Linked DNA regions of Homo sapiens: region 2 is linked to region 1. A link is an interaction called in ENCODE POLR2A ChIA-PET data of the cell type or tissue named here. Cell type or tissue: PC-9. All regions are shown on one strand. Links, peaks and the distances in the headings refer to the core of each region. The heading gives the core; the rest is flanking DNA.

Region 1 (12,211 bases), core at 3,708-7,707:
TGAAGCAATCAGGAAATGGCTCGAGTTGAGCTAAGGAGAATTTGGATCCTTCTTTTGGTTCTCAATAGGCAGGGTAGGGGCCAGGCATGGTGGCTCATACCTGTAATCCTTGCACTGTGGGGGGCCAAGGTGAGAGGATTGCTTGAGGCCAGGAGCTCAAGACCAGCCTGGGCAACATAGCAAGACCTGGGTGGCATACACCTGTGGTCCCTACTACTTGGTAGGATGAGGTGGGAGGATTGATCACTTGATCCCAGGAGTTTCAGGCTGCAGTGAGCCATGATCACACCACTGCACTTCAGCCTGGGTGACAGGAGCCAGACCATGTCACAAAAAGTTACAAAAAGAAAAAAAAAACAGAGAGGGAGAGAGACTATACACAGGCACCACCACATTTGGCTAATTTTTAAATATTCTGTAGAGACAAGGTCTTGCTAGGTTGCCCAGGCTAGTCTAAAACTCCTGGCATCAGGCTGGGCATGGTGGCTCATGCTTGTAATCCCAGCACTTTGGGAGGCTGAGGCAGGCAAATCACCTGAAGTCTGAAGTTCAAGACCAGCCTGGCCAACATGGTGAAACTCTGACTCTACCAAAAATACAAAAATTAGCTGGGCAGTAGTGGCGTGTACCTGTAGTCTCAGCTACTCGGGAGGCTGAGGCAGGAGAATCACTTCAATCTGGGAGGCGGAGGTTGCAGTGGACCCCATCACTGCACTCCACCCTGGGTGACAGAGCGAGACTCTGTCAAAAACAACAACAACAACAACAACAAAAACAACAACAACAGAAACTCCTGGCATCAAGACATCTTCCTGTCTTAGCCTCCCAATGCCCTGGGATTATACTCTTTCCTATAATTGAAGACACTTGTTCTTACACTGCTTTAAGGTATAAAGGAAAAAAAAAAACAGATAATGGCAAATGTTGGTGAAGGCCGGGCATGGTGGCAGCCTGTAATTCCAGAACTTAGGGAGGCTGAGGTGGGCAGATCACTTGAGGCCAGGAGTATGAGACCAGCCTGGGCAACATGGTAAAATCCCATCACTACAAAAAAAATATAAAAATTAGCCAGGCATGGTGGCATACACCTGCAATTTTCAGCTACTCAGGAGGCTGAGATGAGAGAATCACTTGTGCCTGGGAGGTCAAGGCTGCAGTGAACTGTGATGGCATCATTGCACTGCAGCCTGAGAGACAGAGCAAGCCCCTATCTAGAAAAAAAAAAAAGTCAGTGAAGATGTGGAGGAATTGGAACCCACATACATTACTGGTGGGAACATATAATCGTGTAACCATTTTGTTTGGGTATTTCTTTTCTTGTCATTTTAATTGGATTTTTTAAAAATCAAGACAGGGTTTCACTATCTTGCCCAGGCTGGTCTTGAATTCATGGGCTCAAGCCATCCTCCTAGCTGAGCCTCCTGAGTAGCTGGGATTACAGGTGTGAGCCATTGCACTCAACTGGTGTAGCCACTTTAGAAAACAGTCTGGCAGTTTCTCAAAAGGCTAAATGTACAGTCATCCTATAATGCAACAATTTCACTCCTAGGCATATATCCCAGAAAAATAAATGTCCACACAAAAACTTGTACAACAATCTTCATAGCAGCATTATTCATAATGACCAATACATGGAATACATGGAAACAACCCAAATATCCACCAACTGATGAACAGATAAACAAAATGCAGTGTGTCTCTACCATGGAATACTGCCATAGAAGGAATGAAATATTGATACACACTATGACATAAAGGAACTTTGAAAACACTGTGCTAAGAGGGAAAAAAAGCCACAAAAGATCACATATTGTACAATTCTATTTGTCCAGATTAGGCAAATCTATAGTGACAAAAAAATTAATCAATGGTTGCCTAAGGCTGGGGGCGAAGGTAGGTGGGGAGAGTAGGAGGTAGTGGCTAAGGGGTATGGATTTCTCTATAGGGTAATGAAAGGTTCTAAAAGTGACTGTGGTGATCGATGCACAGCTCTGTGAATATTCTAAAACCTACTGAATTGCAGATTTCAATAAATAAAGTGAATGGTATGTGAATCATATTTTAATAAAGCTATTATTTAAAATAATGATAATAGGGGGCTGGGCACAGGTGGTCATGCCTGCCTGTAATCCCAGCACTTTGGGAGGCTGAGGCAGGAGGATCACTTGAGGTCAGGAGTTTTGAGCCCAGTCTGAGCAACCTGGCAAGATCCCGTCTCTATGATAAAAAATGAAAACACTAGCTGGACATGGTGGCACATGTCTGTAGTCCTAGCTACTTGGGAGACTGAAGTGAGAGAACTGCTTGAGCCCAGGAGTTTGAGGCTACAGTGAACCATGATCATGTCACTGTACTGTAGCCTGAGCAACAGAGCAAGACCCTGTCTCTGAAAAGGAAAGAAAACAAATGCAAGTTTTTATCACTTTGTGAGTGTAGCCAAGTTGGAGGAGAAATAGACAATAATAAAAGAGCACTGAATAATGAGGCTGAGTGGCTGGTTAGGCTCAGTTGCTAGCTAAATGGCTTCTAAAAAATTCATTAACAAAGTTACAGCTCTGGGGACAGTCATGTAGTCAAAGAATGAATGCTAAATTCATTACAAATGCCCATGGTCTTTCTTTACATGCCTTCTAGTGAAAAATTCCTAAGTGCCTAAATAGCAAGTCTGCAATGATAACAGCTGTTTATTAAAGACTACAAAAAAGAAATGGAGGCCAGGCGTGGTTGCTCACATCTGTACTCCTTGCATTTTGGGAGGCTGAGGCAGGCAGATTGCCTGAGGTCAGGAGCTCCAGAGGAGCCTGGCCAACATGGTGAAACCCCATCTCTACTAAAAATACAAAAATTGGCTGGGTGTGGTGGCGGGCGCCTGTAATCCCAGCTACTCGGGAGGCTGAGGCAGGAGAATTGCTTGAACCCAGAAGGTGAAGGTTGCAGTGAGCCAAAATCGCACCACTGCACTCCAGCCTGGGTGACAAAAGAAAGACTCTATCTTAAAAAAAAAAAAAGAAAAAAAAGAAATGGCATCTTCTTCAAGAATTACATAGTGTTTCATGATAAAGAAGCTCTAATTTTGCATTTGTTCAAGTATTGATGAGATTTAGCCAATACGACACCCATCTTGGATAAAATGCAAACAACACAATTTTATTTTCTCATTAACAAAACCGATTAGGTAGTCTAATATCAATTCTGATCTTATTAAAAACTGATCAGATTTAAAAAATTATGGAATTATGGAGCCAATAAGATGTTACAACCTGTTCCAAGGGGAATTCCAAAATCCACACATATCTGAGACCATCAAGTATGATGAAATATATTTGATTACTATATTGAAAAATAAACTGATTACATAGCCAACAATTGGACAGGGGTCTCCTCATCCATAGCCACACAAACCCGATCATGCAGCTATGTGGTTACAAGGCCTACATAGCCTAGAAGGGACTGGTCTGACTTGAGATTTCATTTGTATTTGTATTTTGAGACAGGGTCCCACTCTGTCACCCAGGATGGAGTGCAGTGGTATAATCATAGCTCACTGCAACCTTGACCAACTGGACTCAAGAGATGCTCCTGCCTCAGCCGCCCCCATACCTGGGAATACAGGCAAGTACCACCATGTCAGGCATTTTTTTCATTTTTGTAGAGAGAGAAGTCTTGCTATGTTGCCCAAGCTGGCCTCAAACTCCTAGAATCAAGAGATCTGCCCATCTCAGCCACATGAGTAACTGGGGCCATAGGTACATACCATCATGCCTGGCTATATTTATTTTATTTTATTAAATTTATTTTTTTTATTTTTGTAGAGAGGAGGTCTTGCTATGTTGCCCAGGCTGCTCTCAAACTCATGGCCTTAAAACATACTCCCATCTCTGCCTCTCAAACTGTTGGAACTATAGGTGTGAGCCACTGCACCTGGCCTGACTTGAGATTTCTTTTATCTAGCATCCTTTACTCGGTAGGATTGAGAAAGGCAGTAGTGTTTTTTAAAATTACTTAATAATTCAATTAGAATCAAACTCAACCTTGACCACTGCCTTCTCTCACAGCTCACATCCAGTCTGTCAGGAAATCCTACTGACTGACTTCAACACGTATCCAGGCTCTGACCATCTCTCACCACCACCATGAATCCGGTCAGGATCACTATCATCTCCCACCAGGATATTGCCACAGCTTGGCCCCCATGCTTCTACCCAAATCTTCCCATAGTCTTTCTCAACTTGGCAGCCAGGTCGTGCTTTTAAATCAGGAGACAGATCATGTCACCTCTCTGCTCAGAAGCCCTCGGTGGTTCCCATTTTAGTCAGAGTAAAAGCCAAAGCCCCAGCAATAGCGTCCCAGGGCTTACACAATCTGTACCGATCCCAGCCCAGCAACTCCCTGGCCTCCTCACTGACTTTGCTCCCTCTATCTCTTTGCTCCACTGGCCTCCTTCCAGAGCCTCAGACACACCAGAGAGTTTCCTCCTTTATCCAACAGGATAAAGATCCTGTTGACTCAGCATACAATGCTCTTCCCTCAGCACCTTGGCCAGCTCCATCACCTGCTTCAAACTTTTGCTCAATATTCACTTATGAGGCCAACCCTGACCACTCTACTTAACATTGCCATCTGTCCCCATTCCCACCATGCTCATTTCTTTCTTTCTTTTTGAAACAAGGTCTTGCTTTATTGCCCAGGCTGGAGTACACTGGTGCAATCACAGCTCACAGCAACTTCAACCTCCCAGGCTTAAACAATCCTCCCGCCTCAGCCTCCCTAGGAACTGAGACTACAGCTGCATGCCACAACACCTGGTTTTTTTTTTTTTTTTTTTTTTTTTTTGAGACGGAGTCTTGGTCACCCAGGCTGAAGTGTAAGGGTGTGATCTTGGCTCACTGCAATGTCTGCCTTTTGGGTTCAAGTGATTCTCTGCCTCAGCCTCCCGAGTAGCTGGGATTACAGGTACCCACCACCACACCTGGCTAATGTTTGTATTTTTAGTAGAGATGGAGTTTCACCATCTTGGCTAGGCTGGTCTTGAACTTCTGACCTCGTGATCCACCCTCCTCGGCCTCCCAAAGTGCTGGGATTACGAATGTGAGCCACTGCACCTGGCCTTTAAAAAAAATTTTTTTTAGACATGAGGTCTCATTATGTTGCCCAGGCTGGTCTTAAACTCCTGGGCTTAAGCGATCCTCCTACCTCAGCCTCCTAAAGTTCTGGGATTACAGGCGTGAGCAACTGTAACATGAGGTCCCAGTTTCATGTTCATTTTTTGTTGTTGCTACAACAAAGTACCCTACATTTAGTGGCTTCAAACACCACAAATCTACCATCTTACAGTTCTGGGGGCCAGAAGCCCAACTAGGTCTATTAAGGCTAAAGTCAAGGTGTCAGAGGGGCTGCATTCCTTCTGGGGGAGGCTCTAGACAGAATGTGCTCCTTTGCCTTTTCTAGCTTCTAGAAGCCACCCCCATTCCTTGACTTACCTCGTGATTCCATATTCAAGGCCAGAAGTGCAGCATCTTCAAATCTCCCTCTCTGACCTCTTCTTCCATTACCACATCACTTTCTCTAATTCTGACTCTCCTACCTCCTTCTCTTATAAGATCCTTGTGATTGGTGGGTATGGGGGCTCCCATCTGTAATCCCAACATTTTGGGAGGCCAAAGAGGAAGGATTGCTTGAGGCCAAGAGTTAGAGATCAGCCTGGGGAAAATAGGAAGACCCTGCCTTTACAAAATTAAAATTAAAATCAGCTGGACATGGTGATGCACGCCTGTAGTTCCAGCTACTGGAGAGGCTAAGGTGGGAGGATCGCTTTAGCCTAGGAGGTCATGGCTGCAGTGAGCTATGATCACATCACTGCACTCCAGCCTCAGTGGCAGAGTGAGACTCTGTCTCAAATATAAGAAAAGAAATATACATTTGGTCTCTGCCCCTGGTTCCTGGCATAAAGCTTCCAAAGCTCTTATAAAGCCCTTCGTGACAGAGGTAATAGGAGCATTTTCTGTTTTGATAGTTAGTCTTAGTCCCAGGTTCCTGACACAAGGGCCTCTAAGGTCTTTCAGATCTGCAGCATGGTAAGAATGCATGTGGGATGCTGTTGAGCTAACAGGGTGGCTGCAAGCTCCTAGACTGCTTCAGGAGGAGGGCTAGCTGCCAGAGAAAGCAACCACTTTTTTTTAAAGCAACCGTTTTTTTTTTTAAACGGAGTCTGGCTCTTATAGCCCAGGCTGGAGTGCAATGGCACAATCTCAGCTCACTGCAACCTCCACCTCCCGGGTTCAAGCAATTCTCCTGCCTCAGCCTCCCGAGTAGCTGGAATTACAGGGATGTGCCACAACGCCTAGCTAATTGTTGTTATTTTTAGTAGAAACGGGGTTTCACCATGTTGGTCAGGCTGGTCTCAAACTCCTGACCTCAAGTAGTCCATGTGCGTCAGCCTTCCAAACTGCTAGGATTACAGGAGTGAGCCACCACACCTGGCCCCAACTACATTTTTTGAGGCTTGGAACTTTCAGCCTCACCTGCTGAACTCCAAGAGGCAAAAGGAACTGGAGATTGACTTAACTACCAATGGCCAATGATTTTATCAATCATGCTTCCATAAAAACCCAAACAGCAGGGTTTGGAGAGCTTCTGTGTTGCTAAACATAAGGAGGTCCTGGGAGGGTAGTGTGCCCAACAGAGGGCATGGAAGCTCTGTGCCCTTCCCCACTTACCTTGTCCTGTGCATCTCTTTCATTGGCTGTTCCTGAGATGGAGCCATTACATTGAGCCAGTAATAGAAAATAAGGTGGCCAGATGCGCTGGCTCATGACTGTAATCCCAGCACTTTGGGAGGCAGAGGTGGGCGGAATCACTTGAGCCTAGGAATTTGAGACCAGCCTGGGCAACATAAGAAGACCCCATCTATACAAAAAATAAAAGAAATTAGCCAGATGTGGTGGTGGGAACCCTGTAATTTCAGCTACTTGAGAGGCTGAAGCAGGAGAATCACTTGAGCCCTGGAGGTTGAGGCTTCAATGAGCTATGATTGCACCACTGCACACCAGCCTGGACAACAGAGCGAGGCCCTGTCTCTTAAAAAGAAAAGAAAAAAACCTGTTTTTCTAAGTTCTGTGAGTTGTTCTAGTAAATAACTAAACTCAAGAAGAGGGTCATGGGAAACCCTGATTTCTAACTGGTTGGTCAAAATACAGGTGACAACCTAGGACTTGCAACTGGCATCTGAAGTGAGGGTGGTCTTGCGGGACTGAGCCCCTAACCTGTGGGTTCTGCGCTAACTCTAGGCAGTGTCAGAATGGAATTGTGGGATATGCGGTTGGTATCCAGAGAGTTGGAGAATTGGTGTAGAAACTCCGCACACACATTTGGTCAGAAGTCTGTGAGTAGAGAGAAACGTGTTGCGGGAAGTCAGGGACCCTGAACAGAGGGACCGGCTGAAGCCACAGCAGAAGAACATAAATTGTGAAGATTTCATGGACATTTATTAGTTCCCCAAATTAATACTTCTATAATTTCTTATGCCTGTCTTTACTGCAATCTCTGAACATAAATTGTGAAGATTTCATGGACACTTATCACTTCCCCAATCAATACCCCTGTGATTTCCTATGCCTGTCTTTAATCTCTTAATCCGGTCATCTTCGTAAGCCGAGGATGAATGTCCCCCCAGGACTCTGTGATAATTGCGTTAACTGCACAAGTTGTTTAAACAATATGAAACCTGGGCACCTTGAAAAAAGAACAGGGTAACAGCAATTTCAGGGAACAAGGGAGATAACCTTAAACTCTGGCTGCCTGTGGGCCGGGTGGAACAGAGCCATATTTCTCTTCTTTCAAAAGCAAATAGGAGAAATATTGCTGAATTCTTTTTCTCAGCAAAGAACATCCCTGAGAAAGAGAATGCACCCCTAAGGGGAGGCCTCTGAAATGGCCGCTTTGGGGACGGCTGTCTTTTATAGTCATAGATAAGGGATGAAATAAGCCCTGGGCTCGCGTGGCGCTCCCAGGCTTATCAGGACGAGGAAATTCCCGCCTAATAAATTTTGGTCAGATGGGTTGTCTGCTCTCAACCCCTTTCTCCTGATAAGATGTTATCAATGACAATGCGTGCCCGAAACTTCATTAGCAATTTTAATTTCGCCCTGGTCCTGTGGTCCTGTGATCTTGCCCTGCCTCCATTTGCCTTGTGATATTTTATTACCTTGTGAAGCATGTGATCTCTGTGACCCACACCCTATTCGTACACTCCCTCCCCTTTTGAAAATCACTAATAAAAACTTGTTGGTTTTGCGGCTTGGGGGGCATCACGGAACCTGCTGACATGTGATGTCTCCCCTGGACACCCAGTTTTAAAATTTCTCTCTTTTGTACTCTTTCCTTTTATTTCTCAGACCGGCCGACACTCAGGGAAAATAGAAAAGAACCTACATGAAATATTGGGGTGAATTTCCCCCGATATCACATGGGCTCTTCTCTCACCTGTCTACCTGCTTAACTGCATAGGAGAGGCAATGCATGGTGCTCATTAACACAGCAAGCATTAAAGTCAGACCAGACTAACATTTGACTCAGTCTTAATATTCAGGTGAGCTTGGGCAAATCGCTCATTAACCCCAAGTCTTCATCATTTTGTGCATATAATGGGGATAACTGTGGCACCCACCTGTTTTTGTGAGAATCAATGAAATATTATGCTTGATGTTACTGTGATCATGATACTATCTGACAAGGGCAGTGATGCATGATAACATCAAAAAATTAGGAACTGTAATGAGGTCTCTTGGGCAAAATTCCATACAAGCAAATGACCGTCTCTCCAAAGCATTCCTGCCACACTTAATTCACCATTCCCTGAACAAAATGTGCCATCTTCATTGTTCAGGTCTGTATAGTGCTGGTTTACCTGACTGGGCAGCTCACTCCATCCCATCCCAGCCCAATCCCCATCCCTCCACCTCCCCCTTCCCTCCCCACTCTCATACAACTCTTCCTCATCTTACAGGACTTGGCTTCAATGTCACCTTAACTGGAAGCTTCTCTCACTCTCCAGAAGAGCTTCCCATTGCACTTGATGCATGCACTATTATTTGACCATTTTTGAGTTACAGTCCAAGTCTTTTTGTACCTGAATAACATGTTTCCCAGTCAGTCTCTCTTCCTGGATTCAGAAGTCTTTCATGGTAGGTCCAGCTAGAAGTAACAAAAAGACATTCTAAGAAAAAAAAAAAAAAAAAAAAGAGGGATGACACAGACAGACATCAGCACTTAAAAGTTTTAAATGGTATGTGAAAAACAAAATTTAAGCGCTTCTAGGAGAAACGTAGGAGAGAAGGTGTTACTGGAAATATGATAGAAGGTTAATTTTTATTTTATTTTATTTTATTTTTAGAGAAAGGGTCTTGCTCTATCGCCTAGGCTGGACTGCAGTGGTGCAATCACAGTTAACTGCAGCCTCAACCTCCAGGGCTTAAGCAATATTCCCATCTAATTTTTATTTTGTTTAAGAAATGCAGTCTTGCTCTTAGCAAAGCTAAAGTGCAATGGTGTGATCATAGCTTACTGCAGCCTCAACCTTCTAGACTCAAGTGATCCTCCAGTCTTAGCCTCCCCAGTAGCTGGGACTACAGGTGTGCACTGCAACGTGTAGCTCATTTTTTTTTTTTTTAATTTTTAGTACAGACAAAGTGTCGCTATGTTGACCAGGTTGGTGGTGATCTCCTACACTCAGGCAGTTCTCTCACCTCAGTCTTCCAAAGTGCTGGGATTTACAGGTATGAGCTGCCACACCTGGCTGAGGGGGTTAATTTTTAATTATATAAAGAGCTCAAAGCAAATATCAGAAGGAGCCTAAATGCCTCCAGCAGTTGACTGGTACTGGTAAATTGTGATACATCCATATAATAAAATATCATGCAACCATGAAAAGGATTAAGATAGATCAATAGGTATTGGCACAAATGTCCATGAAATATGAAAATGTGAAACGATGTTCAATCACCATGTTACATATCTTGAAGGATATGGCCCATTTTCTCAATAGCAATTATTTCCTGAGATAAGATTATGGGTCTAAAGAGTGAAGGACATTTTTCACTTATTTAAAAGTATTTACTATTTTTATAATTTAATAAAAGATTAAACAGATCATCGAATTAGTAAAAGACAAAGTAACTCTATAAATAAATGGAAAAGACACAGATACCCCAGGCATGTTGGCTTATGCTTATAATACCAGTACTTTGGGAGGGGGTGGTGGGGGCATTGCTTGAGGCCAGGAGTTCCAGACCAGCCTAAGAAACAAAGCAAGACCTCGTCTCTAGTAAAAATAAAAAAATAAAAATAATTGGCCAGGCATAGTGGCATGTACCTATAGTCCCAATTACTGAGGTGGAAGGATCACCTGAGCCTAGGAGGTCAAGGCTGCAGTGAGTTGAGACTGTGCCACTACACTCAAGCCTAGGAGACACAGCGAGACTTCATCTCAAAAAAAAAAAAAAAAAGGACAATAAAGAAATAAAGCTAATAAGCTAACATAAGGAAAGATAAAATATATGACAAATAGGCTGGGCGCATAGCTCACAGCTGTAATCAAGCACTTTGGGAGGCCGAGGCGGGTAGATCACGAGGTCAGGAGTTCGAGACCAGCCTGATCAACATGGTGAAACCCCATTTCTACTAAAAATACAAAAATTAGCTGGGCATGGTGGCATGTGCCTGTAATCCCAGCTACTCAGGAGGCTGAGGCAGGAGAATTGCTTGAACCTGGGAGGCAGAGGTTGCAGTGAGCCGAGATCACAACACTGCACTCCAGCCTGGTCGACAGAGCGAGACTGCGTCTCAAAAAAAAAAAAAAAAAAAAAAAAAGGTGACAAAGTAATAATATGAGGTCTTTCATTTATCACACAGAAAATAACTTGTTAAATTATAATACCTGTGTGGGCGAAGGTACAGTGAAATGGCCATTTTCTTGTAGTATTAGTGGTGTTTAAAATGTATATAAGCCTTCCAGGATAAAGCTTGGAAATTTTTTTTAAATCATACAGACAGTGACTCATTATACTGCCTCCTCCAACTCCTGGCCTCAAGCAATCCTCCCACCTCAGCCTCCCAAAGTGCTGGAATTACAGGCTGACAGCCACCATGCCTGAAAGCTTTGCAATTTACATCAAGGGTAGTAAGAATGCTCATGCCCTGTGACTCACAGTAATCTCACTTCTGGAAATTTCATCTTTGGATATAATTCAAACTAAACAAAAGGTCATATGCACAAACACAGTGAAAATCTGGGAGTAATTTTTTTCTTTTTTAAAAAATACGGAATGCTTCACAAATTTGCACGTCATTCTTTCACAGAGGCCATGCCAATCTCTCTATTGTTCCAACTTAAGTATGTGTGCTACTGAGGCAAGCATGAGTAATTTAAGATAGAGTGGTTAAGTGAAATAAGGAAGAATTATGGAGAATTTAAAAATCTATGCTATTTATAGGCACCTAGTAACAGCTCAGTAAATATTAGCTGCTACTATTATTATTTTTATGGTAATTTCACTCAATTAAAAATTGTCATTAAAAATTACCATTGTCATGGAACATAATGTCTCCTACAGTATAATTGTACAATACAGATACAAACAGATACAATTTGTCCCTTGGTATATGGGGGGATTAGTTCCAGCTCTCCCATTTCTGTGTATACCAAAATCCATGCATACTCAAGTTTTCGAAGTCAGTCCTGTGGAATCCACATATAACACAAATGGGAAAATTAGTGAGGTGTGGTGACAAGCACCTGTAGTCCCAGCTACTTGTGAGGCTGAGGCAGGAGGATTACTTGAGCCCAGGAGGTTGAGGCTGCAGTGAGCCATAATTGCACCACTGCACTCCAGTCTGGGCAACAGAGTGAGACAGAAGGTTGACTTTTTAATAGAATTTTTCTGTTCACTTGAAGATATGGTCAGGATTGTGGCATATGAAAATTCTTCATAAAATAACTATCTAATCCAATTAATGCTGGAATTGGGAACAGCAGAAGTGTCATCTCAGAGCTACTCACAATGAAAGGTGATGTCTGGGGCTCAGGTGTGTTGAGGTCCCCATGCCTGGACTATGGGTGCTGAGTGGGATTTACTTGTCCATCCATTTTCTATATTCCAGCACTGGGAAACTAGGGTTTATCCATCTTGATAAGATGTCATTTAAATTCCACTTC
Region 2 (12,211 bases), core at 4,060-8,059, 260 kb before region 1:
CCCCTGGCCCCTCCCTGGTAGAGCCACAGGTAGGTTGTCGTGCCATTTCTTGAATTCCAGAGCCCACCTTGCCGGCCTCCAGTGGGTTTGGTCCGTGGCGGAGCTGGAATGCCTGAGCTCAAATTCTGCCATTGCCACCTAGTGCTTGTGTGACTCTCTTCCTCAATTTCCCCATGTGTAAGGTGCAGATAATGATATTCCATGCCTCATAGTGCAGCTTAATAAATGTTTGCTTTCTACTTTGTGCTCCCCAATCATGAGACATGGGGTCAGCCCTCAGGGATGACCCCTAGAGTGTGACACTGAGTCATACACTAATGCAAAATCTTGTAACAGCCAAGGGCAGGAATAGAAGCAGGCACCAGCTAGTGTGCGAATTCAGAGGAAGGAGACCGAATCCAGCCTGGGCACAGGAGGGAAAGCGTCCTGGAGGCAGCTGGTCCCCAGGTGGCCCTTAAGGATAAAGAAAAGTTAGCTTGGTGAAGGGCTGAGGAAGGCAGTGAGCCTTCTAGGAAGAGGGGAGAAATCAAGCACAGGCGTGGCCCTGACACGGAGGGTGAGTGTGCAATGTTGGCTGGGAAGGTGTGAGAGGTGACGAGGGGCCAGAGATAGGTGGGGCACATGGGTGTGGCTATGCTCTGTCCACGGAAGACCAGAAAGGGCGGGCTAAGGAACTGAGGCCTCACCCTGCCTGGGGCACTGGGAGCCACTGGGGAATCTAGGCAGAGATCTGACCCCATCTAGTCTTGGCTCGGGAGAGAGCCCTCAGAGGGCATGTGGACAAGGAAGGCGGGCAGGCTGAGGCTGGGGTCCAGGCCAGCTCCCACCAGGCCTCCCTCTTCTCAACCCCTCAACCCTAGGCTGCACAGAAGGTGGCTCTCACTGGGAACATGGCCAAGAGTGGACAACACCTGGGGACCCCTGCCGAATCTGCCGGTGCCTGGTGAGTCCTGAGGCTGCTCCTGGTCTGTCCCCCTCCCTGCCCTCAGGCCCACTGTATTCATTTGCTCATTCTATGGAGTACTTCGCAGAGGTGTTGAGAGGGGACCCAGTGGAGAAGACCTAGGCGCTGTCTGCTGGGGGCTGTGCAGGCGGGGGCTGGGCAGAGCTCATCTGCGTGCCCAGCTCTGAGCCCAAGAGGTGCTCAGCCCGGGTTAGTGAATGAACTCAAGGAGCTCACAGGCTAGAGAAGGAGACCGGGCAGGATATGGCGAGCGGCAAAAGCTCCAGAGTAGGGGAATCACGGTTTGACCTGAGGCATCTAAAACTGTGCTGTCCAATTCACAGCCACTACTACCTGTGGCTACTGAGCACTTGACATGTGGCCAGGTTCAAAATGAGATGTGCCATAAGTGTAAAATACATGCCAGATTTCAAAGACTTCCTATGAAATAGGGGAATGTAAAATAGTAATCCATTATATGTTGATTACATGTTGAAATAACAGTTTGGATACATTGGACCAAATGAAATATGTTGTTAAAATTAATTTCATCTGTTTTGTTTTACTTTTAAATATTTGTGAGGCTGAGCATGGTGGCTCATGACTGTGATCCCAGCACCTTGGGAGGCTGAGGCAGGAGGATCACTTGAGCCCAAGAGTTTGAGACCAGCCTGGGCAATGTAGCAAGACTTTGTCTCAAAAAATTAAAAAACATTAACATTTGCTGGAGCACTTAAAATGACATAAGTGGTTAACATTGTATTTCTACCGGGCAGCACAGATCTAGAACATCTTCATGGGTGGGGTGGTGTTTACTTAGGCCTCAAAGGGTAAGTAGGATTTGAGCAGGGAAAAAGAGGGGAACGTACCCCAGATATAAGGAATAGCCTGGGGGAGGTAGGGACATGTAAGCCGTGAAGGCCAGGTGGGGGCACCTGAGGAGGGCTGTGTTTCATGGGAGCTTCCTGACAGCTTGCTGAGGACTAAGGACTCTGTGCGAAAGCTACAGGGCACCCAACCCCACTGCAATTGTTACAGGAAAGGGGTCCCAATCCAGACCCCAAAAGAGGGTTCTTGGATCTCGCGCAAGAAAGAATTCAGGGCAAGTCCATAGAGAAAGGTGAAAGCAAGTTTATGTGTTTTTTTTTTTTGAGGCGGAGTCTTGCTCTGTCATCCAGGCTGGAGTGCAGTGGCGTGATCTTGGCTCACGGCAAGCTCCGCCTTCCAGGTTCACGCCATTCTCCTGCCTCCGTATCCCGAGTAGCTGGGACTACAGGCGCCCGCCAACACGCCTGGCTAATTTTTTGTATTTTTAGTAGAGACAGGGTTTCACTGTGTTAGCCAGGATGGTCTCGATCTCCTGACCTCGTGATCCGCCCCCCTCTGCCTCCCACAGTGCTGGGATTACAGGCGTGAGCCACCACGCCCGGCCAAAAGCAGTTTATTAAGAAAGTAGAGGAATAAAAGAATGGCTACTCCATAGACAGAGCAGCCCTGAGGGCTGCTGGTTGCCCATTTTTATGGTTATTTCTTGATGATATGCTAAAAAAGGAGTGGATTATTCATGCCTCCCCTTTTTAGACCATATAGGGTAACTTCCTGACATTGCCATGGCATTTGTAAACTATCATGGCCCTGGTGGGAGTATAGCAGTGAGGACAACCAGAGGTCACTCTCGTCGCCATCTTGGTTTTGGTGGCATTTAGCTGGCTTCTTTACTGCAACCTGTGTTATCAGCAAGGTCTTTATGACCTATATCTTGTGCTGACCTCCTATCTCATCCTGTGACTTAGAATGCCTAACCATCTGGGAATGCAGCCCAGTAGGTCTCAGCCTCATTTTTATCCAGCTCCTATTTAAGATGGAGTTGCTCTGGTTCAAATGCCTCTGACATTTTCCCTCTCCCTTTTATAAGAGAACCCTTGATCCTAAGGGGTGCAGAGGGACAAAAATCCATCTTTTGTAATTTCTTCAGGCTGAATAGGGGCAATGATATTCCTGCCTAACTATTAGGGTCTCTCTCTCTTGTGTTCAGGGTACAGAGGTGCTTAATCAGAAAGCATCGGCATGGCGAGGGCCATTCATAACTCTGAGTTCCAACAAAAGTTGATATCTGGAAGATTAATAAAAGTTTAATTTAAGAAAACGTTGAGTAAGCTTATCCTTATTCCTACCCAAAGAGTACAACAGAAATATATTCCACAAGAGTAAAGCAAAATCAGTAAAATTATCTCAAGTAAATTAAATCAGAAGGCTTTCCATGAACTGGGCAACTGTTGGAACCAAGCTGATATGGGGTTGCTAGATGATTCCAGTACATGCCCAGAATTAGAATATTGACTCCAGATTTTTACATAACCTGTCCTTTTTGTTTCTTTTGAGCAGCAGCCAGAGAGCTCTGGTTGGGTCACAGGAGCAAGCAATCAGTCTAAATTGCAAAAACTTAAAAACAACTGCTGAGACTAGAATTTAATAACAAGTATACCATAGTTCTTGAAATATAATATTTCTGTCTCTAGTTTCCCATTTTTACTAAAGACTAATCATGGTAACACTGACTTGCTTTATTATATTTGGCCTGATTATTTGTATAAAGTGCCGCAAGAATGATTATTTTTTATATAAGCTCTTTGAAATTGGCTTTGATGGAACTCTGTTTCATAAAGAATCTCAGATAAGATTTTTTTTTGAGCCAAGCCTTGCCATGGGTTTGTGCCCTAAAATACCTATGAGTTGAGTAAATTCCTCTCCTTTTGAGGTTCCAAGATAACTTGGGGCTCCTGGGCCTGTTAGAAAGTGACATTCTTTACTTACCACAGGTCAGAAACCCTGTACAGAGACTGTGTAGGCAAGGTATGAGGCCGGTTTCTCCAAGGGGCATTTATTGGCTCTACAAGTCAAATTTGATTCCTTAAGGAATCATGATTCCTTACATGATTCCTTAAGGTATGCCATTCCAGTCGAAGCCTTGGTAAAATAGCCAGTTTCTCCAATTGTGACCTGTTACAAAAGAAAACAGATTCTTATTGCACTCATGCAAATAGCTATATTGCCATAAATTAAGAATACTCACAAATAGTTTCCAAATTCTGGATAAATTAGGTAGAGAGAAATAAATATGCTCCAATTTTGTTCACAGGAGTATACTTTACTCAATTGCCAAAAGCTGTAAATAGCTCAGAAAAAGTGTCCTTGACTATGAAAAACAAAACAAAGGATCAGCAATGTTTTGAGCAAAAAGTCAAATAGATAATGTCAGAGTCCATGCAGTTAACTTCTGTTTGATACTCATGAACATTTCAGCTCAGCTCTCTGAGTTCTGAAAGTTTTTTCTTCTATTCTGATGTCACAATCTCCAAAGTTATCAGAAAACCTGCATTTAAGAGCACCTGTTGAAGTCCTATAGTTGGTTATAAAACCACCTTTTAAAGAGGGTTAAAACAAGACAACAATTGTTTATGGATGGCAAAAAGTTTTAGGACAGCCGCTATTAAAGCCACAATTGATAAGGAAATTTGGTTACTCTTGTGGCATATAATAATTTCACATAACAATTATAATTATTAATAACATACACTAAGTCATATCAGCATTATAGGAGTTTCTTATAATTTTGGAACACATACCAGTAACACATTTATACAAATACAGCCCAAAGAAAACCAAATACCATTTCATATTTGACAATACTTCCCATATGACTTTTATACCAAATAAGCCAAATGTCACTGTTGCACGGGTGCATTATTGATGTCAAACCCAATTCTTAATAAAACCTTATAGACAAATATATTTCTTAATCAGTTTGACTATAAGGTAAGATTTTTATAAATGTTTTATAACCCTTTACAAATTTTTGTTAAAGAGCAGATTACAAGCAGGTTTTGCTTTAAGAAAAACCTGTTGTACTTTTATTCCAATGCTCAATTTACAGAAAAACTGAATAATACCCCTTTAACTTTAACCAATATGTTCACACACAATTTCTTTTACAAGATTAATTTTTCACAAACCTTCCACAACTTGCTCAAACCTTCAGCTTTATTCTATCTAACTTAAAACAATCCTTTAACTCTCTAAACTTAGGCTAGAAACCCACATTCCCATGACTTTTTATAATCTTTTACCAAAAGCACATTCTACTTTTCTTACATGCCTTGCATGTAGAACTGCTTTTTCAGTAGTCTCAATTACATGTTACAGTGTTAATCCTTAGCAACTTTTACTTTTGGTGAAAACCTTGGTAAGTTCAGGATTTTAACTATGTACTAGGTGTGGAGCCTAGCCTAGGACACACCAGGCAGAAGTGCAGAATAAGGTCTGACATTTTCCAGCACAGCTAGGGGTGTGGCAAACTCCACATGTCCCAGGCCTTACCTAACTGTAAAGCAGGCAAGTTGTATAGTTAAGAGTCATAGTGGGGCTGGGTGCTGTGGTTCACACCTGTAATCCCTGCACTTTGGGAGGCCAAGGTGGGCAGATCACTTGAGGTCAGTGGTTTGAGACCAGCCTGGGCAACATGGTGAAACCCCATCTCTACTAAAAATACAAAAATTAGCTGGGCATGCTGGTGCATGCCTATACTTCCACCTACTCAGGAAGCTGAGGCAGGAGACTGGCTTGAACCCAGGAGGCAGAGGTTGCAGTGAGCCAAGATCGCACCATTGCACTCCAGCCTGGGTGAAAAGAGTGAGACTGTCTCAAAAAAAAAAAGAAAAAAATAGTCACAGTGGCATTTTATGACACATTTAGGAGGCCTAACAACCTTTAAATTGTACAACATTTCTTGCATAAATTCCCTTTCATGAATTCTTTCATGACTCACACAGACAATCTACAATATGCTTGGGACTTTCTGACTTGTCCTAAACATTCCTCTTTTTAAACAACCAGTCATTTTACTTTAGGACAAGAGTTTACCACACAAGATCCTTTCTTATATAAAATCTCTTTGCTTTATAACCTTCTTTGCATAGCTAGGAGACATGGCTAATTCCACATGTCCCCAGGCCTTATCTAGAATCTAAAGCTCCAAAATAAATTGGATAATTTTCAAAAGTCAAAGAAGCAGGTTATGACCTTAAAGCATTTAGCAAACCTAATATCTGACCTGCATAATTTAGACCAAATGTCTACATTTTTGAAGATATTTTTATTTTATCAATAATCTTTAAAACTGTCCTTATTTCCCAAAGATTACTTAAGTCACATGAACTAAAAGGCATTAGACTTTTTACTTTTCTGACAAAATAAGCTCTTATTAAACCAATTAGTTAAAGCTCTTTTCTATATAAACATCACACACACAACACATATAAATACACAGACGAAAGAAGATAAAGGACTCATCCTCTAAGTTGTGAGCTGAACCCTGAACCCAAGTCACCATTGTGATGGCAGAGACCAAGAGAAAGTACTGCCATGTGGTTACAAGGTCAAGTTCCCAAGGACATACAAGACAAGGGAAACCTTATCCAGTTATTTTTCAGGGACTTGCAGCAAAGTTTGTAACTGACAAGTTTGCTGGGCTGTCTTGCAAAGCAGGCTTACAGGTGTCCTAAGCCTGTGTTCTATTCTAAGGTACCTTTCTTTATGACAGAACAATACAGAAAGACACACAAAGCATACCAGATTCACTATAGCTTAAGACTAGCTCACACATTCTTCTTTTCCATTAATCAAAACTTTGCAGAGGAAATAAACAGTGATTATTACTATTCATTCACCCAGCTTGCAGTGGAGGGCACAGGGGGACACATTGCCTGAGGCAGAGTGGGAAAGGCAAAGTGCTCAGGGAGGCCAGAGAAAGACCCACCTATTGCTCAAAAGTTTGGATGGCTGTGTATCGGTAGAGAAGGGAATTTTTTTTTTTTTTTTTTTTTTTTTTGAGATGGAGTCTTGCTCTGTCGCCAGGCTGGAGTGAAATGGCGCCATCTCAGCTCACTGCAACTTCTGCCTCCCGGTTTCAAGTGATTCTCCTGCCTCAGCCTCCCAAGTAGCTGGGACTACAGGCGTGTGCCACCACGCCCAGCTAATTTTTGTATTTTTAGTAGAGACGGAGTTTCACCGTGTTGGCCAGGATGGTCTCAATCTCTTGACCTCGTGATCCGCCCTCCTCGGCCTCCCAAAGTGCTGGGATTACAGGTGTGTGAGCCACCGCGACCGGCCATGGAGGGATCTTTTTTGGCAGTCCTATTAGCTCTTAAGTTTTCCCTTTTAGGGAGGAAAAAGCTCCGCATGTCCCACGATCCTGTACTTGCCTAATCCTGTCACCCATAGCCGTCAGCAAAGAGTACAAGGCAGATTAATCCCAAGAGAATAGCAGTTAACATCCCGTAGTGCCAAACCCATTCTTAACCGGGAGGGATTTTACCCAGAGGGGCCTCTAACCCTCTAAATATTAGAAGGGACTGTAACCCTCCCCAGTTGGGCCTCTATCCCAAGGTCCATCAAGCATCCTTGCCTTTTATTAAGAGAGGCCTCTAATTCCCCTAAGCTGGGCCTCTAACCCAATCCCATTATTTACCCGGGTATATGCACCCCACTTACCCACAGTCCGCCAGTCAGTGCTGCAGCCTATTTCCTTCTGGTCGGGGGGTTTCTTCAGTATTGTCCCTTCCATGGCTCACCAGAAAGATATTACCAGACCCCACCACTTACCAAAAATTAGCCTTTGGGTCGGGGGTTTCCGCACTATCATCCCTTCAGTGGTCGCCAGAAAGATGTTACAGGAAAGGAGTCCTGATCCAGACCCCAAGAAAGGGTTCTTGGATCTTGCACAAGAAAAAATTCAGGGTGAGTCTATAAAGTGAAAGCAAGTTTATTAGGAAAGTAAAGGAGTAAAAGAATGGCTACTCCATAGACAGAGCAGCCCTGAGGGCTGCTGGTTGCCCATTTTTATGGTTATTTATTGATGATATGCTAAACAAGGGGTGGATTATTCATGATGCCCCCTTCTAGACCACATAGGGTAACTTCCTGACATTGCCATGGCATTTGTAAACTGTCTTGGCACTGATGGGAGTGTAGCAGTGAGGACGACCAGAGGTCACTCTCATTGCCATCTTGGTTTTGGTGGGTTTTGGCTGCAACCTGTTCTATCAGCAAGGTCTTTATGATCTGTATTTTGTGCCGACCTCTTTTGTCATCCTGTGACTTAGAATGCCTAACCATCTGGGAATACAGCCCAGTAGGTCTCAGCCTCATTTTACCTAGCCCCTATTCAAGATGGAGTTGCTTTGGTTCAAACGCCTCTGACACAACCACGTCCTCCCTCTCCCCACCCATGAGAAGTCATTGGCTGCTCAGACCCTGATGGGGCTGGAGGCAGTGAGCCCAGTGATGTGGGTGTGAATTCAAGGCATGGGGTCTTTTGGGGTCAGGCCATGGGGTAGTGGCAGTAGCCACCATGCTAAGTACCAGCTTCTAGAGGTAGATGCCACACCAGCCCCCTTGTTTCCTTTCATCCCACAACAAGCCTATGAGAACAGGACTATTTTTTCAGGTCCATTTTTTTTCAGACGAGTAAACTGAGTCACAGAGAGCTTAAGTGACATGCTAGTTTATGTATCTGTATGAGTTTCCTGGGCTGCTGTAACAAAGTGCATAAGTGCATACTGGGTGTCTTGAACAATGTAAATATATTCTCTCACAGTTCTGGAGGCCAGAAGTGTGAGATCAAGGTGTGGGAGGGTTCCTTCTGGGACTGTGAGGAGGAATCTGCTCCAGCCTCTGCCCTCGCTTCTGGTGATTTGCTAGTGAACTCTGGCATTCCTTGGCTTCTGCAGCACCTGAACCTCTGCCTTCTCTTTTCCATACCATTCTCCCTGTGTGTGTCTGTGTGTGAATTTCCCCTTTTTAGAAGGATATTGCCTGGAACAGTGGCTCACACCTGTAAACCCAGCACTTTGGGAGACCAAGACAGGTGGATCACCTGAGGCCAGGAGTTTGAGACCAGCCTGGCCAACATGGTGAAACCCCATCTCTACTAAAAATATAAAAAATTAGCTGGGCATGGTGGTGCGTGCCTGTAATCCCAGCTACTTGGGAGGCTGAGGCAGGAGAATCGCTTGAACCCAGGAGGTGGAGGTTACAGTGAGCTGAGATCACACCATTGCATTCCAGCCTGGGCAACAAGAGCAAAACTCCATCTCAACCTGCAACCTGCAAACCTGCAACTTGTTTTATCAGCAAGTCTTTTTTATCATCTCAAAAAAAAAAGATACTAGTTATATTGAATTAGGGACCCATCCTGCTCCAGTATGACCTCATCTTAACTAATTACATCTGCAATGACCCTGTTTCCAAATAGTGTAACAGGCTGAGGTGCTGGGGGTGAGGAGTTCAACATATGGATTTGGGGGCGGGGACACACAATTCAACCCATAAACACATCTAATAAGTGGATAGCTGGGATTCTAATGCCATTTCCACCTCTCAGTTGAGCCCTGTCGGCCCCTTCCCCTGTTCATTCTCCCCACCAGGAGGGTCACATCCAGTGCCGCCAGCGAGAATGTGCCAGCCTGTGTCCATACCCAGCCCGGCCCCTCCCAGGCACCTGCTGCCCTGTGTGTGATGGTGAGTCAGTGGGTAGGGCAGAGGCCTGACCATGGTGGGCAACCTGGAGAAAATTGATGGGTGGCCCTGCTCGGGGGCCCATGAAGGCCAGGAGAGGGTGGGGAGGGGCCCCTGAGGAACATCTAAGGCCCCCCTTCCCAACAGGCTGTTTCCTAAACGGGCGGGAGCACCGCAGCGGGGAGCCTGTGGGCTCAGGGGACCCCTGCTCGCACTGCCGCTGTGCTGTGAGTGTGGCTGCCTGGCAGGGAGGGCCTGGCTCCGGGGCCTGCCTCTGGCGTGCTGACCAGGCCCTGTTGGCAGAATGGGAGTGTCCAGTGTGAGCCTCTGCCCTGCCCGCCAGTGCCCTGCAGACACCCAGGCAAGATCCCTGGGCAGTGCTGCCCTGTCTGCGATGGTGAGTGGGGGCCGGGGTCTCTGCGGGAGGGGCAGGCCTTGGCTGCAGAGAGGCTGTAGGTGTGGGGGATTTGCTTCTCTTGGACCTAAGCCCCTGTTACCCTGTTCCCAAAGTGAGTCCTCACCACACCTTCTCATGGCAAACTGGCACCATGCTGGGGCCTGCGCTTCTGTGGCATAGCTGTGGGGGGCAGGGGGCTGCTGGCAGGGCGCCCTGGAGAACTCGGCTGGGTCTTCTTTGTCAGGGTGGGGGTTGGACACCTCAGGGTGACGTGAAGCTTCCCCTCTGCCTCCAGCCCTATACCCCCACGCCCCTGTCATCCCATCCAGGCTGTGAGTACCAGGGACACCAGTATCAGAGCCAGGAGACCTTCAGACTCCAAGAGCGGGGCCTCTGTGTCCGCTGCTCCTGCCAGGTAGGCGGTCCCTCCGCTCACACCCAGATCTGCCTCATTCCTTCAGGGTGTCTCACCTGCTTCCCTCCTAGGCTGGCGAGGTCTCCTGTGAGGAGCAGGAGTGCCCAGTCACCCCCTGTGCCCTGCCTGCCTCTGGCCGCCAGCTCTGCCCAGGTGTGTGTGAGAGGGGGAGGAGCAGCTGCTATGGGCGCTGCCTCTGAGGGCTGCAGAAGGAGGGTGCTCCTTCCCAGGACGGGGTACGGGTTGCTAAGTCCACTAGCCATTCTACAGTGTCAGCGGGGATGGCGAAGGTGGGGTCCCTGTGTCCTGGGAAGGACAGGGATGGGTGGGAGGTGTGTAGGCTGCCATGTGACAGCCCCCTTACTACAGCCTGTGAGCTGGATGGAGAGGAGTTTGCTGAGGGAGTCCAGTGGGAGCCTGATGGTCGGCCCTGCACCGCCTGCGTCTGTCAAGATGGGGTACCCAAGTGCGGGGCTGTGCTCTGCCCCCCAGCCCCCTGCCAGCACCCCACCCAGCCCCCTGGTGAGTGCCTGGGCTGATCCTGGCTTTCTTCCCCTGCATTACCCAGCTCACCCTGACCAGCCTGCCCCACCCAGGTGCCTGCTGCCCCAGCTGTGACAGCTGCACCTACCACAGCCAAGTGTATGCCAATGGGCAGAACTTCACGGATGCAGACAGCCCTTGCCATGCCTGCCACTGTCAGGTAACTGCCCAGCCTTGCTGCTGCCCTGCTGAGCCCCTCCTGGGCATGCCCCGATTGCTCTCTCCCCTGCTCTCTCGCAGGATGGAACTGTGACATGCTCCTTGGTTGACTGCCCTCCCACGACCTGTGCCAGGCCCCAGAGTGGACCAGGCCAGTGTTGCCCCAGGTGCCCAGGTATGTGGGCACTCACTGGGCCTGAGGGGATCAGGGCCCCAGAGGCTGCTGTCCCACAGCCCCATGGGCCCAACAGGTACCTTAGAAAGCAATGGCCTTCTGAATTGTTTCAGTCTTGTTTCAGAGCTTAGAACTCTCTGGAACTCACGGGGTGTGGGTGGGAGGGAGAGTAGAGAGATTTGTTTATTCCTGCCTGTACCTACACCACCCTCTCCTCCCATGCTCCATTTCCTCTTCTAGTAACTACTGCCCCCCGCCCCACCACGCTAGGGCCCCCACCCCCCTACCCCCCAGGTAAACCCATGTATCTACCTGGATAACACAGGTTCATGAGCAGGCACTTGAGCCTGCCACGTAGGAGGCCGGGTGCTGGGATGCATGGGACACGTCCCTGCCCGCATAGAGAGTCTGTGTGAGGGCGTGTGTCAAACACAGGTACACACATGTGTAAGCACTCCCCTTCTTCCCCTCAGAGACACACATCTGCCTGCAGGTGAATGACCCCCAATGCGCACGCACACTCGTGTGTGCTCACAACGATACACATGCCTGCACACATGTGCACATGGCCACTTCCTCCTCTTTCCCCTCGAGTCAGCTTCCAAGTGGGCACTTGTGTGGCGGCTCTGGACTCCAGGGCTGGAGGGACTGTCAGGCTTTGCCCTCATACCTGCCCCCACCATCCACTGCCCAGACTGCATCCTGGAGGAAGAGGTGTTTGTGGACGGCGAGAGCTTCTCCCACCCCCGAGACCCCTGCCAGGAGTGCCGATGCCAGGAAGGCCATGCCCACTGCCAGCCTCGCCCCTGCCCCAGGGCCCCCTGTGCCCACCCGCTGCCTGGGACCTGCTGCCCGAACGACTGCAGCGGTGAGGTGGGCGGGTCAGGGCGGCCTTCTGGGATGGGATGGCATGGCCCCCGGAAGGCAGCACGCCCTGGGGCAGTCGCCCTCTCCCAGGCTATAGCCCCTCCCTCCCCCAGGCTGTGCCTTTGGCGGGAAAGAGTA

The links. ChIA-PET counts read pairs that join two places held together with the same protein. Peaks named below come from ENCODE experiments on the same cell type or tissue, not always from the same donor. Only the 100,000 strongest peaks of a DNase experiment are listed, where the experiment ranks them.
Region 2: POLR2A ChIA-PET joins it to region 1 with 7 read pairs; 3 of 35 experiments call an interaction of 5 or more read pairs at or near these places.

The regions. Positions count from the first base shown.
Region 1 is chr7:128,626,375-128,638,585 of GRCh38, reverse strand. It overlaps the pseudogene RNU6-177P. Among named protein-coding and RNA genes, the nearest start is that of LINC01000, 8.8 kb to the left of the region's middle. In PC-9, for the core only: no CTCF peak of the experiment used is centred there; no DNase peak of the experiment used is centred there.
Region 2 is chr7:128,891,509-128,903,719 of GRCh38, reverse strand. It overlaps KCP (kielin cysteine rich BMP regulator), which reads left to right. Exons shown (of 40, transcript NM_001366122.1): 8 at 861-943; 9 at 9,427-9,520; 10 at 9,665-9,744; 11 at 9,821-9,914; 12 at 10,244-10,329; 13 at 10,401-10,482; 14 at 10,699-10,851; 15 at 10,926-11,032; 16 at 11,113-11,206; 17 at 11,901-12,074; 18 at 12,187-12,211. LOC105375497 (a long non-coding RNA gene) reads right to left here. Exons shown (of 4, transcript XR_927958.2): 2 at 7,604-7,744; 3 at 3,758-3,943; 4 at 2,795-3,056. Among named protein-coding and RNA genes, the nearest start is that of KCP, 13 kb to the left of the region's middle. RefSeq lists enhancers at 9,857-11,057, 12,007-12,211. In PC-9, for the core only: no CTCF peak of the experiment used is centred there; a DNase peak (open chromatin) is centred at 5,779.